Regions from separate parts of the Homo sapiens genome. Here all the other regions are linked to region 1. Evidence: chromatin loops called from intact Hi-C (ENCODE). Cell type or tissue: heart right ventricle. All regions are shown on one strand. Each heading gives the region's core, and the rest is flanking DNA. Links, peaks and the distances in the headings are about the cores only.

Region 1 (4,713 bases), core at 940-3,439:
CAAACTATCTCTTAAAACCTGAATTTTTCATGATTATTAATGCTCTATCATGTGAATATACCATACTTTAACCATCTCCCATATTTGTACGTTTTTTTCTAATATGTTATTTTAAATAATGTGGTACACATGCTTAATATATAAATGGTAGATCACAAATTATAACTTGAAGATAGCTCTTTCTAGCGGCTTGATTGCTGGATAAATGGGCATGAGTATGTTTGAGGATATTGATATGTAATGGAAGATTGTTTTCTGGGCGGGTCATTCTTAGCTACAGGCCCACCATAGATGTTGAGAAACCTAGGTGTACACATAAACCTGGACCACTATATTTTTAATTTTTGCTACCTTGAAAGATAAGATGTTTATTCACATTTCCATGATTATTAATTGACATGGAACAATGGGTAATGTTATTATTGACTTATTTTGTTAACTAATTACTTTTAATTGAACAAGAAGCACATGTAGTTGGTGGGAAAAGTTCTTAGATTGATGTGTTTCTTCCATTTCTTTCCAAAAATATTCTAAGTACATCAAGTATATGACTCACCCCCACCTTTTTTAAAAAAAACTGATGGTAGCTTACTGTGCACACCCTTTCCATTCTTTTTACTTAATAGAGTATCCTGGAAATCTTTTCTTGTCTGCACACATAGATTTACCTCTGTCTTTGTAACAGAAGCATAGTCTTCTATGTTCGACTATACAGTAATTTACTGTAAACTCCCTTGGCAATGAAAATTTGGTTATATTCACTTTTCACTGTTACAAACAACTCCAGTAAACATCGTTTTAAATATTTATTTTTATACTTTAGGATCAGTGGAATTGTTGGGGTTAATACTTGCGTAATCATATACATGTGCATTTTGATTGATACTGCCAATTGTATTTTATTCCAGTATATATTTTCATCAGCAGTGCAAGGCTGTGATTTGAATAATTACCCAAACCTGTGTATATGTTGTAATTATTACAAGGTTTAATCTTTAGTACAATATGACTTTATTTGTATTCCTTTAATTATGAGTATCGTTCATTATACATTGTTATAAATGAGCATTATTTCTCACTTTAGTTCCTCTTTTTGTGACAGTGTGATACTGATTTTAGAACTATTTAAAAAAATAAATTGCAGCATAGTTTTGGCATTGCTTTATTTTGACGATAATGCTGCTAGAATTAGTATACTCTGTTTTCAATGAGTGCTTTACATTGTGAACATAAAAAGGACGTTGAAAGTGAAAGAGAAAGGAAAGTACGGCCAGTTTTACTTCCAAATTCAGGAATTCTTGTTTTCCCAATTTTCTTACTGGAATGATTGGAAATTAAGGTGATTTGTGTTATTTTTGGTGGAGGTGGGCCGTAGGGTAATTGGGAAAGAGATGTCAATTGAAGGTTTTTGTGCTTTAGGAGAGTGAGGACTGTAAATGGCTTAGCTGCTGCTGAACTTTACAGACTGAACTTTCACAGAGCTCTTAGAGGTTCTCTACAAATGGAATCCTTTTAGGCACTTGTGTTATAAAATGTTGATTGTAACATTTGAAATAAGTGTGAGTTAATGGAAAGGGCCTTGTCTTTGCCTTTAGGAAGTTTCTACTTTGTTATCCTAAACCTGCCCCTTCACACCTCTGTACTTCAGGAACCCTTGAAAAGTTCTCTCTCCCATTGAAGTGAAACATGGGTCTCATCAGAGTATTCAAATTTGTCTCTGTATTTGTTACAGTGTCTGTGTGGAGGAGGAGAACGTTGGCTATTATGTCCTAATTTTACATTTGATTAAACCTGTGACTTTTTTTTTCTTACTGCTAATTTTTAAGTCTCCCCACATCAAAGTTAAAAAGAAAAATAACACAATGAATAATCTTATCTTTTCATTTATGAATTAGAATTTATTTTTGACTGTATAATGGATACTTAAATACATTTCACTTAGATATTTATACCTAAGCTAAACTCATTTTCTTATGACATTAGGCACAAAACATTGCATTTAATAAATATCTGCACAGTATTTATTATGAATGAGTGATGGTCTTTTTGAGATTAGAGCAGATAAATGCAGATTATAGGCAAAGAATTAGTATTTTAGCATCAATGCTGTGTCTTCCCAGTACAGTATCCAGTCTTTCCATTGAGAATTTCCCAAATTTTTCAGTTGTATATTCTTGTTTTAATCGGATTAACACAGATCTACTTCTAATTTATGTATAAGAATGATGGGTGGTTTTGTCTTATGAAATATAGTTATTGACTTTTCTGTTATTGTTGTTCAAATTTATGACAAAAGGAACAAAAAAGCTTAGCTGATTTCGGCCGGTAAGTTTAATGACTACTACCTGGAAATTAAGTGTGAAAGTTGAAATACTCCTTTGCTCCCACTAGAGGGGGATTCCTTCCAACTTAGGTAAAAATGCTCTTAGACTCAGCGTGAAAACCTTGTGTGACATTGATATTCCCTTTGTATTAAATTGAGGATAACCTCATGTTTTTAAAATCAGCTGATTTTCTGTAGTTGCTGATATTAAAATCTTACAGAAATAGAGGATGTAAAGGATACTTGAACTAGGGTACATATATATGTAAACAATAGTGCTTTTGAACAAAACATAAATACTTTTGTAGAGTTGCTGTAATTAAATTCGTTTAAAGGTATATTAAGAGTTTCAAAACAATTCCCCCAGCCCTCCTGGAGATAGAATCTGGGGTGAAGGGTGCCCTGGTGGGATCTGACTCCCTCCTCCCACCCACAAGGTCTGTCACTGTCTCTGTCTGCTGAAATAGCCACAGGGAGAGTTCTAAATTTCACACGAAAGCTTTGATTTGCTCTCACCTCAAGTTGTCAAATATATTAAAGCCTTATCTTTAAATAGAGCTCTATTTGCTATTGAATTTTCTTGTTACATTGACTTTTTATAATATGATAAAATATGCAGAACTCACTGAAGATTTTTTCTTGCAAAGTTAAACTGTAATATATTTTAAAAATAATTCTATTTGTGTTAAAAATAGCACATCAAGGGTGAGGTATGCAGATATGATCTATATGTGTAATTCACAAGCAAATGTCATACGATGTTCACAGTATTTAAGATTCAGCATATTTCCTGTTCGCGTTTTTCCTTTAAAGTCTCCAATGTTGATTAGAGGTTTTAATTTAAAAAATAGTTGAGGTTAGTAACCTAGCATTGTGAAAGTCAGGGCTTGGGAAATTCAAACATGTAATCTTTTTTCCTTTTCTTAAATGAAAAGTCTATAATAAGGCCTTGTTTCTAAATCTAACAGCCTTGGAAATTAAAATGTAAACAGAAATGCTGTCAGTGAAACTTACAATGATTTTTTCTACTATAATTGATCCAACATTTCAGTCTTTAGCCTAAAATCATATTTGGTATCAGCAACATATGGTTTTCTATGAAAACGAGGCTGCTCATCTCCATCCCTAATGGTAGTATCTTTCTTTTGCTTTCCGCACCAGGCTCTGCCAGTGCCAGGGGGTGGTCAGTGAGCCTGGCTTTCAGTGAAGCAGTTGGAGAAGACAATTTGCTTCCTTGTTTCTTCTTTTGACCCTTTTAACTTTCATACTGGATGAAAGTCTTATTGTCATGGCCTTCCTTTCTATATTTTCTGTCCACAAGGGAAGAATACAATTTTGTTTTATAGCAGGATACATTAGATAGGCCTATGTGCCTTCTACTTAAACACCTGCCACACATGCCTAGTTTTAAAAGGTTTAAAACTGACAGTGAAGCCTGTTACAGTCTGATATTGCCCACCCACCCCGTCTTCCTCTTTAAAAATACTCAGATGTGTTCTGTTGCCTTCTTTCCTTGTTCTTTTCCATCGTGTATTGGTACTTTGCAATAGTCAAAGTTAAAAGCTTTACACACGACACTGAATAATTATGTTTAAAAAACAGTAATTATCAATACACGTTTTGTTCCTCGCAGCTTTTTAAAATTCATGTTAATGAGCTCTGTCTTCTATGCATGAGACTGACAGGCAGTCTTGAAGTTTTGCCATCATTTCACAACTTGTTGCTTAGACACTGCCTGCCTTTTCCAGAGTATTGCTTTCAGGAACTCTTGCTCTGCAACATTCCAGAGATCCAGCGCTGCCCACTCTGATCTGAGCAGGACAAGAATCTACTGGTAGCACACATGCATAGTGAGATTGCTCTACAAAGGGCAGCTTCCCCTCACTGTCTGTCAGTAAAAGACCAAAAGGCATATGCAACATGTTGTGATTTAGGTGAGAAGGATGATTCTACTCACTCCCTGGATTGTTTTTGAGGAACTTCAACCACTACGTCCACATGATGGCAGATGGATTCATTTGATAGGAGCTCCCGCCGTCTTATAGAACTGAAACCCAGACGGTGACTGGGATTTCAGCCCAGCTCTTGAAGATACTCACAGATCTCTCTTTCTTGACAACTGACATAAATGGAATGCCAGTTTTCTCAGAACTCTCAATTCTAGGCCATGCCTGTGTCTGGTTTCTGTGGCTAGACTCAAAGAGGTTTTTGATAGTGCCTAAATTATGTTTTTCCTTATGATTTCAGGTTGAAGTCTTGGCCTCGGAGGATGCAGCCTTTGGACTCAAGGTGTGTAGTCTGGTGTAGTTCATTGTGGAGGTTTTTGTCAGTTCCTCCTAGGTGGATTTGAAGGTTCAACAGAGGGGACTTATTTTTTTTTTAATCATAAT
Region 2 (4,713 bases), core at 995-3,494, 120 kb after region 1:
TGGGAGCACTCTGGCATCAGAAGCTCGAGTCTGCGCCGACCTGACCCTGACTCAGGCTCTGGAGATCTGTTGATCATGGCAGAGTGTGTCTTCCTAAATGCTTTGTCTTGATTTCTGCCCTTTTGCTTCCTCTCAGACCTCAGTATCCTCCTCATCCCCTGAAATACTCAGTTCCCCACCACACCTAGCCTGCCCTCTTCATTCGGATATTCCCCTCTCCGGGTCTGGGTCTGGCCCTCTCACAGCTGGTGGCTGTGCTCACTCGGAGATGGCTCACCGTGACTCGCGCACCACTGTCTATGCCACCTGTCTTCACTTCCAGCTTCATGGCTCTGTTAACATCCCGCCCCCATAGATACACACTTACACCAGATGTCCTGGGATCGTCACAGCGAGAACCAGCATTAAAGCGCACCCATCACTAGGCGTCATTAGCAGCCCAGCCCAGCAACCCCCACGGTTCTGAGTTACGAAAGGCAGGGATCTTTGGAATTACGTGTGTGCAACAGGAGTGGCAATGGCCAGTGATGCCAACCTGCCAGGTGTCAGGCTGATGACCAGCAGGTGGTGAATTTTTCACCGCCCTGAAATCTGATAACCTCAACAGTGTTTTGGGCTGAAGGCAGCAGGAAGTTTGTAAGTGGTGAAGAGGCTATGACTATGTCTTAGTATATTGCAGCTTGGGGTTTGGAAAGTGTCGTGGGTCACAGGGCATCTTAGTAGCAGTAAGGAGTATGAGAAGCAACTCACTAAGATGCTAAGATTCCTCTTAATCTTGGTCTTCATTCTTATTTTGAACTCCATTTCTGCCATTATATAGATTTAAAAAACCAAACAGGCCGGGCACAGTGGCTCACGCCCGTAATCCCAGTACTTTGGGCTGCCAAGGTAGGAGAATTGCTTGAGGCCAGGAGTTCACAAGCAGCCTGGGCAACGTAGTGAGCCAGTCTTTACAGAAAGTGAAAAACAGTGAGCTAGGCATGGTAGCGCACACCTCTAGTTCCAGGTACTCAGGAGGCTGAGGTGGGAGGATCACTTGAGCCCAGAAGTTCAAGGTTGTGGTGAGCGAGGATCGTGCCAGTGCACTCTGGCCTGGAGTAAAACAGTAAGACCCTGTCTCTTAAAAAATAATAATAATAACAAAAAATGCACAGACAGAAACCTGTAAGATTGTGGCCCTTGTTTTAAAAGTGAACTCATACTGGATTACTTTTGATTGTTAAAATTCCTGCCAGGTAAGAACCTGTCTGAATCCTGTCCTGCACAGAGTGGCTGGTGAGGACATAAAGAACTATAGCTTTGCTCAGCTTGCAAGCCTTGCCTAAATTTTAACCCTAACTGAACAATGTTTGGCTTTACCAAACTAAGTCACTTTGTGGCCCAGGCCACCGTTAACTCAGGAAATCTCCAAGAATTTTTAGGAGGATTTTTTAAAGATCAGAAATTACTGTTTTTCTGTTTCCTGGACAAGTGCATTTTTTATTAGAGGTTTCTACACAATATTGCTGCAACACAGTGATATAGGATGGAGAACTCAGGACCCAGATTAATTTTCTTAAGCCCACTGACAAGCCCATTAAGGCATGAGAGTTAGATAGAACGCATGTAAGATAGATGTGTGCTTCCCCCTCGCACTGCTAAAACTCAGGTTCGTCCATCAGGGATTGTTACCTACTCTGAGTATTGCTGGGCTGATAAGCTCTCTGTGTCTGAGGCTGTGTGGCTCCAGACCTCTAAGAGACCTGCTCCCTCCACTCTGCTTCTGTGGCTCCTCGGCAGCTAAGCCACTTTGGGATTAGCAGTTCACTCCCCTTTATACCTTGTGACCTTGGAAGGGATGTCCTGGAATAAAGGATGTGGCTATTCCTAGCACTGAGAAGTAATAGCCCTCCTTGGAAATAACAGAGATCTTTTCTTAATGGTACTATGATCTCAAGATAAACTTTTTAAGTAAAGATCCTTAAGTAGAATGCAATAGAGGTGACACTTTCTCTCTGTGGGTGACATCCATGGCAGCTAATGTTTCTTTCATGCTGTATGGATCTAGCTTCACCAGACCAGGAAACTGTGCCATTTACATCTTCTCAGAGGTCAGTGGGATGCGACATGATACCAAACCCCCAAAGTTCTGGAGAGTCATCCATTGCAGGGAAAAGACAGGATTTAGGACCCACTGCTACCCCCCTGTGGCTCTAATCCACACTGTGCGCTTGAGGCAGCCCATGTGCTGGGGATCAGCAGGGAAAAGCTGAAATCAGAATCTCTGAACTAAATACCTTCACAGTATTGAGGTTCATTTTTGTATGGTTGCCAGGAAAGAGTCCGTAGTAGCAGAACAATGGGCTTAACAAACCAAAATCAACTTTGAGGATGAAGAGAACTTCCTTAGTTATCAGTTGCTAAAATTCAAGCAACCAGACAACACCATGTTTGCATTTTCTTCACACCCCGACAAGGAGGCCTCTCGCCTCAGAACCCCTGAGCTCTATTTGTTCTCCTGGTTGCTTTGAGAGAAAAGGTGAAGATCAGTGAGCTGCTTTAGGAACAACTAAAGCTGGTTACCTGCATTGAAGCAAAAAGGAAGAGCTGAATCTTGAAATTGCACAACAGGTGCCATTTCAGCAGGGAGTGCCAGGAGCAGAGCTGGTAACAGGTCGGAACCTTCTGAGAAGTCTGTGTGAAGTATGAACAAAAGGGAAAAACGTTTCTGATGTTAGAGGCTTTTAAGAAATCCAGACTGGAATATGCAGTATTCCTCAGTGCTTAGCAAGAAGAGCTTCACCAAGATGCAGGAGTGAAAAATACAGCTCTTTGGAGAAATGTGGAGACAATCAGGAGAAATGCTTTGAAAACAAGAGGCCCTGTGGGCAGTGCCACATTTTAAAGGACCAGGCAAAGACGTGCCAGGGAGAAGTTCTATTCTGAAGAGCTAAGGCATAGCCACTGAAAATATTATTCTTGAGAGTATGGTGACAAAGTTACTACTGTTCCTTTACTTAGAAGTTCTCTTTCATAAAGCTGTCGCAAAACAATATTCTTCTTTGCCCATTCTTAAAGGAAGAAAATAAAATGTAAACATATCAGCTACCAAAGGTTTTGGGGAGTTATTAACAGGGAGCTGGAAGATAACTGGTAGCTGCTCCAGCTTGTCTGCTAGCACTGAATACATGGAAGCTTTCTTTGAGTGAGCAGGCTGCCTCGAAAACAGGTCACATTCGCCAGTGGAGGAAGACTTAGACAAGACTCACAAAGTCTTATATAGAGGGTTCCTGCATAGGGAGGAAAGATGACCCCAAACCTCTGCTTCCTGACCTGAGAGTCCACCTGCCTGTGTGACGCTAGGTGCTCAGAGGCCTGTCCAAAGCCAAACCCTGTCCACATGTCCAAAACTAAGCCCACGCTTTCCCCTGATGTTCTTTATTTCAGTGACTGCTCCATTATCTGCCCATCCCACAAGCTGGACACCTAGGAGACAGCTAGGCACAACTTTTCTTTTCCCCAGAGGACCTAATTCATCACCAAATCCTGTCCGTTTCACCTCCACGATATTGCTCAACTCTCTCTTGTGCTCCACCACCTGTTCCAGGGCACCATCATTTCTTCCTTGGTTGTGGTAACAGCCTCGTAACGGTCAGCCCCACATTCGTTCTTCTTGCCTCCGATGTGTTCTTCCCAGCATGGCCAGAGAACAATGTCTTTAAAATAAACATATTTTAATGCCATTGCTCCTGCTTAAAAACCCCAAGTGTCTTCCTGTTTCTCTTAGGATAAAGACCAAACCCAGAGAACCATAAGCCTGGCCCCGCACCACTCTCGCTTCTTATTTTGCTCTACCGCATTTTCTCCTGGAGAGGGCCTCCTGGATGCCCCAGGGCCCTTGAATTTGCTGTTTCTCTTTTCTCTTCTCCTTACCTGGTTAATTCCAGTGGATTGATCCCTCAGATCTGAGAGATGGAGGGGACGTCATCCCTTCCTTGGGACCTTTTCCTGTGCTCGCCTTCCTGTGAGCTCACATAACACACAGACCTCTCCAAGCCACGCATGTGGTCGCAACTTCGCACTCGCTGCCCTGGTTGTTTGACTTTGGTTGTGTTTGTTTTTAGTCTTGGCCCGCTGTTGTGCTCATTCCTCTCCCATACTTATCTTAAAATACTCATCTTGGACAAGTGATTATAACTGTCAACAAAGCAGTAGGTATTTCTGGTTAATTGTAATTACTTATAGCATGTCTCCCTGAGCAAAAGGGGTAGAATCTATTTTTTTTAGTAGCATATGGTTATATACTTTTACACGAATCTACATTTTTAAATAAAGGCACTTCTATTCTATGTCTTTTGTCTAATGAGACAAATGCCACTTTACCGCCACAGGATTGATTCCTAGCCAGAGCCACTGGCTTGTTGAAATTACATTATTTTGCCACCAGAATTGCTAATGCAGCTGTTGTTGCAGGCACGCTGGTGGATTAGCCACACCAAAAATTGACCAGGGCTTGACGGTCTTATTTTCTGTTTTGATTGTGTGTGTGTATATATATATATATATATATATTTTGGCGGGGGGGCACATAGTAGTTTTCCCTCTTAAAATATTAAATTTAAAATAACCTCGACTGAGTCTCTCCTTCTCAGTACTGCTTTGGAAGAGTCACCATGTAATTCGGGTTGAAAATCTGTTTCACCAGTGATGCTAGATACATGTGTGAGAAGAGTT
Region 3 (4,713 bases), core at 835-3,334, 100 kb after region 1:
AAAAAATAAAATAAAATAAAATTTCTATGATGTGAAGAAGGGGGAATGTTAGAAATGTATATTAGTACTATAAAATCTGAATTTTTAAATAAATGAAGCCAATATAAATGTGTAAAAATACTTAATTACAGTATATTTTATGAAATAGCACTTTGCCACCTTCAAGCAAGCACATGTAATAATAACTACCCTTGCAAAGTGTTTGCAAGGAAAGAGGACTGTGGGGACTTGCTTTAATAAGTAGAAAGGATTATGTAATTAACATGTTAATTATTAATAAGTGAGTTTGTATGGGAAAAAGAGAGCTAAAATCAATTTCATGTCCATAGCCTTTTTATTTCTTAAGGACAAAACTATCTTGTTTGTTTTTTGTGTTCTCTAGAGGAATGTCTATCACACTGACTATCCAGAAATACTTTTTGCATGTTGTTATTAGTTACAAAATATAAACACTCGGGCCTTAGTTTTGCTGTGAGTAAGTAGAGTTACCTTGGGCAAGTAACAGTAGTTCTGAGTCTAGATTGCTCCCAGGCCTCACTCACTCTGTAATAGCCTATGGGAGTCTGGGAAGGGCCACCACACACAGCCATATGGGTCGTGCTGACACCTGGGTTTATGCCTGATTTTTATTGTGTGTGTCTTAGAAAGCAGAGGACTTACAAGTAGGTGTAAATTATTTCTAAATTACTTTGGTAAAGGTGTTTTTCAGAAGGGTTTAAAGATTTTTTTTTTCACTAAAATAAATTAGATGCCATCTAGAAATTTTCCTTTTCCCTTCATTCATTATATGTGTCTCATAAGTTCAACAAAGGCAAACTTTAAATGATATTCAGTTGAAATGAATACAGTTCCAAACTACTGAATTACACAGCAATACTCTTAAATTGTGGTTCTAGAGGGGCAAGGTCTAGATGTCAAGAGTTGTGGGGCCCCTGGCTACTTGTGGGTACCTTGTAGGCCCTGCAGTCACTGAGACCCAGGATTTCAGTCTCTACTCTTCTAAGTTCAGAACCTCCATCTTTGGTTGGTTGGTTGGTTGGTTGGTTGGTTGGTTGGTTGGTTAGTTGGTTGTTGAGACAGAGTCTCACTCTGTCACCCAGGCTGGAGTGCAGTGATGCAACCTTGACTCACTGCAACCTCGAGCTCTTGGGCTAAAGGGATTCTCCCACCTCAGCCTCTCTAGTAGCTGGGACCACAGACATGCACCCCACGCCGGGCTAATTTTTTTTGTATTTTTTGTAGAGACAAGGTTTCAGCATGTTGCCCAAGCTAGTTTCAAACTCCTGGGCTCACATGATCCACCCACCTCGGCCTCCCAAAGTGCTAGGATTACAGGCATGAGAGAACCTTGGTCTTATTATTGAATTGGCTTAAATGCAGCTGCTCTTCTGCAGATGTGGGGTCTGTCTGCCACATAGATTCATTCTGTGCAGTCAAAAGACTTCCCCTGGATGGTGATGCAGATTGACAAGATCCTCTTCTCTGACGTTCCAAAGACTAGATTCTGTGCAGGTCACTCGCCCTTCAGTGTGCTCATTTTATTGTTTTCTTCAAACAGGTTGATGCACTTGATAAGGCCACAGCTTCTTCTTATCTTAACCTTGTTTTTTGGTTAAATCGACAGTGCAAAGCAAAAGGATTAATTCCTTCTTCTATACTGTTATGTTTTACTAAGGAAATATACTAAATCTGTTTTGCTAATATTAGAAAAAACAAAAATTGAATTGGATTATTTCATAGCAAAGGATAGGTGAACGTAATCAAGTCTTCTTGTGATGCCTGAATCTAGCCTTCAAGTTATAAGACGTAAGCGTGAATTTTTCTTAGACTGATAATCATCATGATTTTGATAAGATCATCACATCATGATCTTAACAAAACCTGGGAATTAGGGAGAAAAAGGAAAATATACAGTACAAATCAACTTAAAATGAAAAAAGAAAAAAATCAAGCAACTTTAATTTTGACTCTTGTGAGGCTAATTGTTTTACTGCAGTAATTAACATCAGCAGTACTTAAGAGGGGCACACCTCCTGCCCTCACCGTGTGACCGAGCGCACCACCGTACGCACCATGTCAGGTGGGCTTCATTAAGACAGCGGTGGGTGGCACCTAGAGAGGCAGGGTGTGGACATGCAGCTTCACTTGCCCTCTTAGCAAGGTACCTTTTCCCGAGGTCCATCGCTCTTCCATTTATTCGAATGTTTAAAAGGAAATTACCTGTTGACACATTTCACAAATCTGTCAGAGCTGCACCAGGCACCCTGGAGAAGGGTCCCTCCACCTGTGGTTAGCGGCAGCCGATCGGGACCCTCCCTGGCCCGCCTGCAGGGGGTGCCTTTCCCCTGCAGTCTGTGTGGGGCATGCAGTGCACAGCAGCTGAGCCTGGAGACACAGCCTCTGGAGTGTGCTTCTGATGGTTAGACGCATTCGGTTCTTACCATAGAGACTTGACTGTTCACACTGCAGTTGACTATTGGGTTGGGTTAATAGCTATATATATATATATTAAACTATATATAGAGAGAGCTATATATATAATTATTATTTTTTTTTTTTGAAGATGGAGTTTTGCTGTGTTGCCCAGGCTGGGGTGCAGTGGTGCAATCTCAGCTCACTGCAACCTCTGCCTCCTGGGTTCAAGCAATTTTCCTGCATCAGCCTCTGGGGTAGCTAGGATTACAGGCGCCCACCACCATACCCAGCTAATTTTTCATATTTTTAGTAGAGGCAGGTTTTCACCATGTTGGCCAAGCTGGCCTCAAATTCCTGACCTCAAGTGATTCACCCGCCTCAGCCTCCCAAAGTGCTGGGATTACAGGTATGAGCCACCGTGCCCAGCCTTTTTATATATTTTTTAATGTCAGTGCTTACCTTTTATACATTCTATTTAAGGAATAAATTGCGTATCTGTGCGTGATGAAAGTAAAACTAGGGATATAGTGCAATATGATGATGTAAAGATAGTTTCTCTTCACTAATTATAAAGTTATTAGAACACTTTTTGGGCCAGGTGCAGTGGCTCACGCCTGTAATCCCAGCACTTTGGGAGGCTGAGGTGGGTGGATTGCTTAAGTCTAGGAGTTTGAGACCAGCCTGGGCAACACAGTGAAACCCCATCTCTATTAAAAATACAAATATTAGCCTAATGTGGTGGCACGCGCCTGTAATCCCAGCTACTCAGGAGGCTGAGGCAGGAGAATTACTTGAACCCGGGAGGCGGAGGTTGCAGTGAGCCGAGATCACACTACTACACTCCAGCCTGGGCGACAGAGTGAGACCTTGTCTCGATAAAAATAAAAAGAACACTTTTTGCCTATTCCTTGGCTGATTTTATCTATTCATTGTCAGTTGTCCAACCATAGTTACTATATTTTTTTCCCTGCAGCAACCACATGAGACAGAGAATCTTTTATTGTACCCTTTTTATAGAGGAAGAAACTGAGCTTTGGAGTAACACGTAGCTTTCCAGAGGTCACCTGCCCAGAACCAGATGGCGAGACCCACCTCCTGGGAGGCCTTTCTTCTTCACTTGCTGCCTCGATGTCAGATGCTGGCCTCTGAGCATACCCACGTGTCCTTGGGGTCCGCCTCTGACGTTAGCCCTGGTCCGGGATCCGCTTCTGCCCCGGGAGAGGCAGCGGCCTTCCACATGGCTCCCTTCCCCTCAGCACTCTGCAGAGTCCTCCCTCCTGTGTTTCTCATCATCACTCTCGTCACCTCATGACATGTTCTTGATTTCTTTACTTGCCTGTTTCCTGCCACCAGGACATAAGCTCTTGTCTTCATTCACTGCTGAATCCCCAGCATTTAGCACAGAGCCTGGCATGTAAGAGGCCCTTAATAACTCTTTCTTAAATGAATGAATTTTGCTAAGGCAGAGTAATCCAGAGTCACTGATACTCCGTCCCCTCCTGCCTTGAAGCTTGACCAGTATTGGGTTGACCATTCGATGCCTAAGAGCAGTACCTGGTATATTATCCTTGTGGAGTGAGACTAAGGATAATTTTTGTCTGTTTCTGTGCTTCCATATTTTCTGCATTGAGCGTGCATTACTTTGTAATTAAAAAGGAAGACAATAATTGTTGTAACATAAATGGAAAAAAACTACCAAAAGTGAAACATTGAAGTGACACTGTAAGGTAAGATAATAGGTCTTTCTCCTTCTTTTACACACTTTGTGTAATATTGTAAGTTTTACATTTTAAAGAATTTTAAAATGCATATTGACCTAAGAGAAATATGGTACCTTATGTATAGTTCAGAAAACAAATTCTCTCTATTTATTCCCACAAATAGGATTTAATGCAACTTGCGGTAAGTCAGCTTTCATTTTGATGAACCTGTATTTGTGATCATCTACTTGATGCATTTCTCTGGCTGAAAGAGCAGCATTGTGTGATAGATCTAAGTAGAAAGATAGAATTGAAAGAAGCTGTATTGAAATAGAACTTTATTTTTCACAGAAAAGATCTTACTTAAATATGATAACCAGCAAATAAACACATGGAAAATCCTCAAAATTTTTTTCATTAGGGAAATGAAAACTAAAGCCACGTTGATTTCTATTACATACTGATTCGAATGGCTAATTTTTTTAAGTTGGAATATCAAGTGCTGGCAGTTAGAACTCTCACACAGTATTTGATGGGAATATATACAAAATAGTACAGCCACAGTTTGGCAGTTTCTTATAAACACGTACTTACCATA

Evidence for each region. A loop is a pair of places that touch in the nucleus more often than their neighbours do. Peaks named below come from ENCODE experiments on the same cell type or tissue, not always from the same donor. Only the 100,000 strongest peaks of a DNase experiment are listed, where the experiment ranks them.
Region 2: a loop joins it to region 1, with 2.3 times the contacts of the local background. A loop is called at or near these places in 12 of 110 quality-filtered maps.
Region 3: a loop joins it to region 1, with 2.4 times the contacts of the local background. A loop is called at or near these places in 11 of 110 quality-filtered maps.

Annotation. Positions count from the first base shown.
Region 1 is chr6:157,032,265-157,036,977 of GRCh38, forward strand. All of the region lies in intron 4 of ARID1B (AT-rich interaction domain 1B), which reads left to right. Among named protein-coding and RNA genes, the nearest start is that of MIR4466, 250 kb to the left of the region's middle. In heart right ventricle, for the core only: CTCF peaks have their summits at 2,375 and 2,577; no DNase peak of the experiment used is centred there; H3K4me3 peaks cover 874 bases; H3K27ac peaks cover 1,156 bases.
Region 2 is chr6:157,156,904-157,161,616 of GRCh38, forward strand. All of the region lies in intron 8 of ARID1B (AT-rich interaction domain 1B), which reads left to right. Among named protein-coding and RNA genes, the nearest start is that of TMEM242, 160 kb to the right of the region's middle. In heart right ventricle, for the core only: a CTCF peak has its summit at 2,188 (motif pointing left); no DNase peak of the experiment used is centred there.
Region 3 is chr6:157,137,181-157,141,893 of GRCh38, forward strand. All of the region lies in intron 7 of ARID1B (AT-rich interaction domain 1B), which reads left to right. Among named protein-coding and RNA genes, the nearest start is that of TMEM242, 180 kb to the right of the region's middle. In heart right ventricle, for the core only: a CTCF peak has its summit at 2,326 (motif pointing right); no DNase peak of the experiment used is centred there.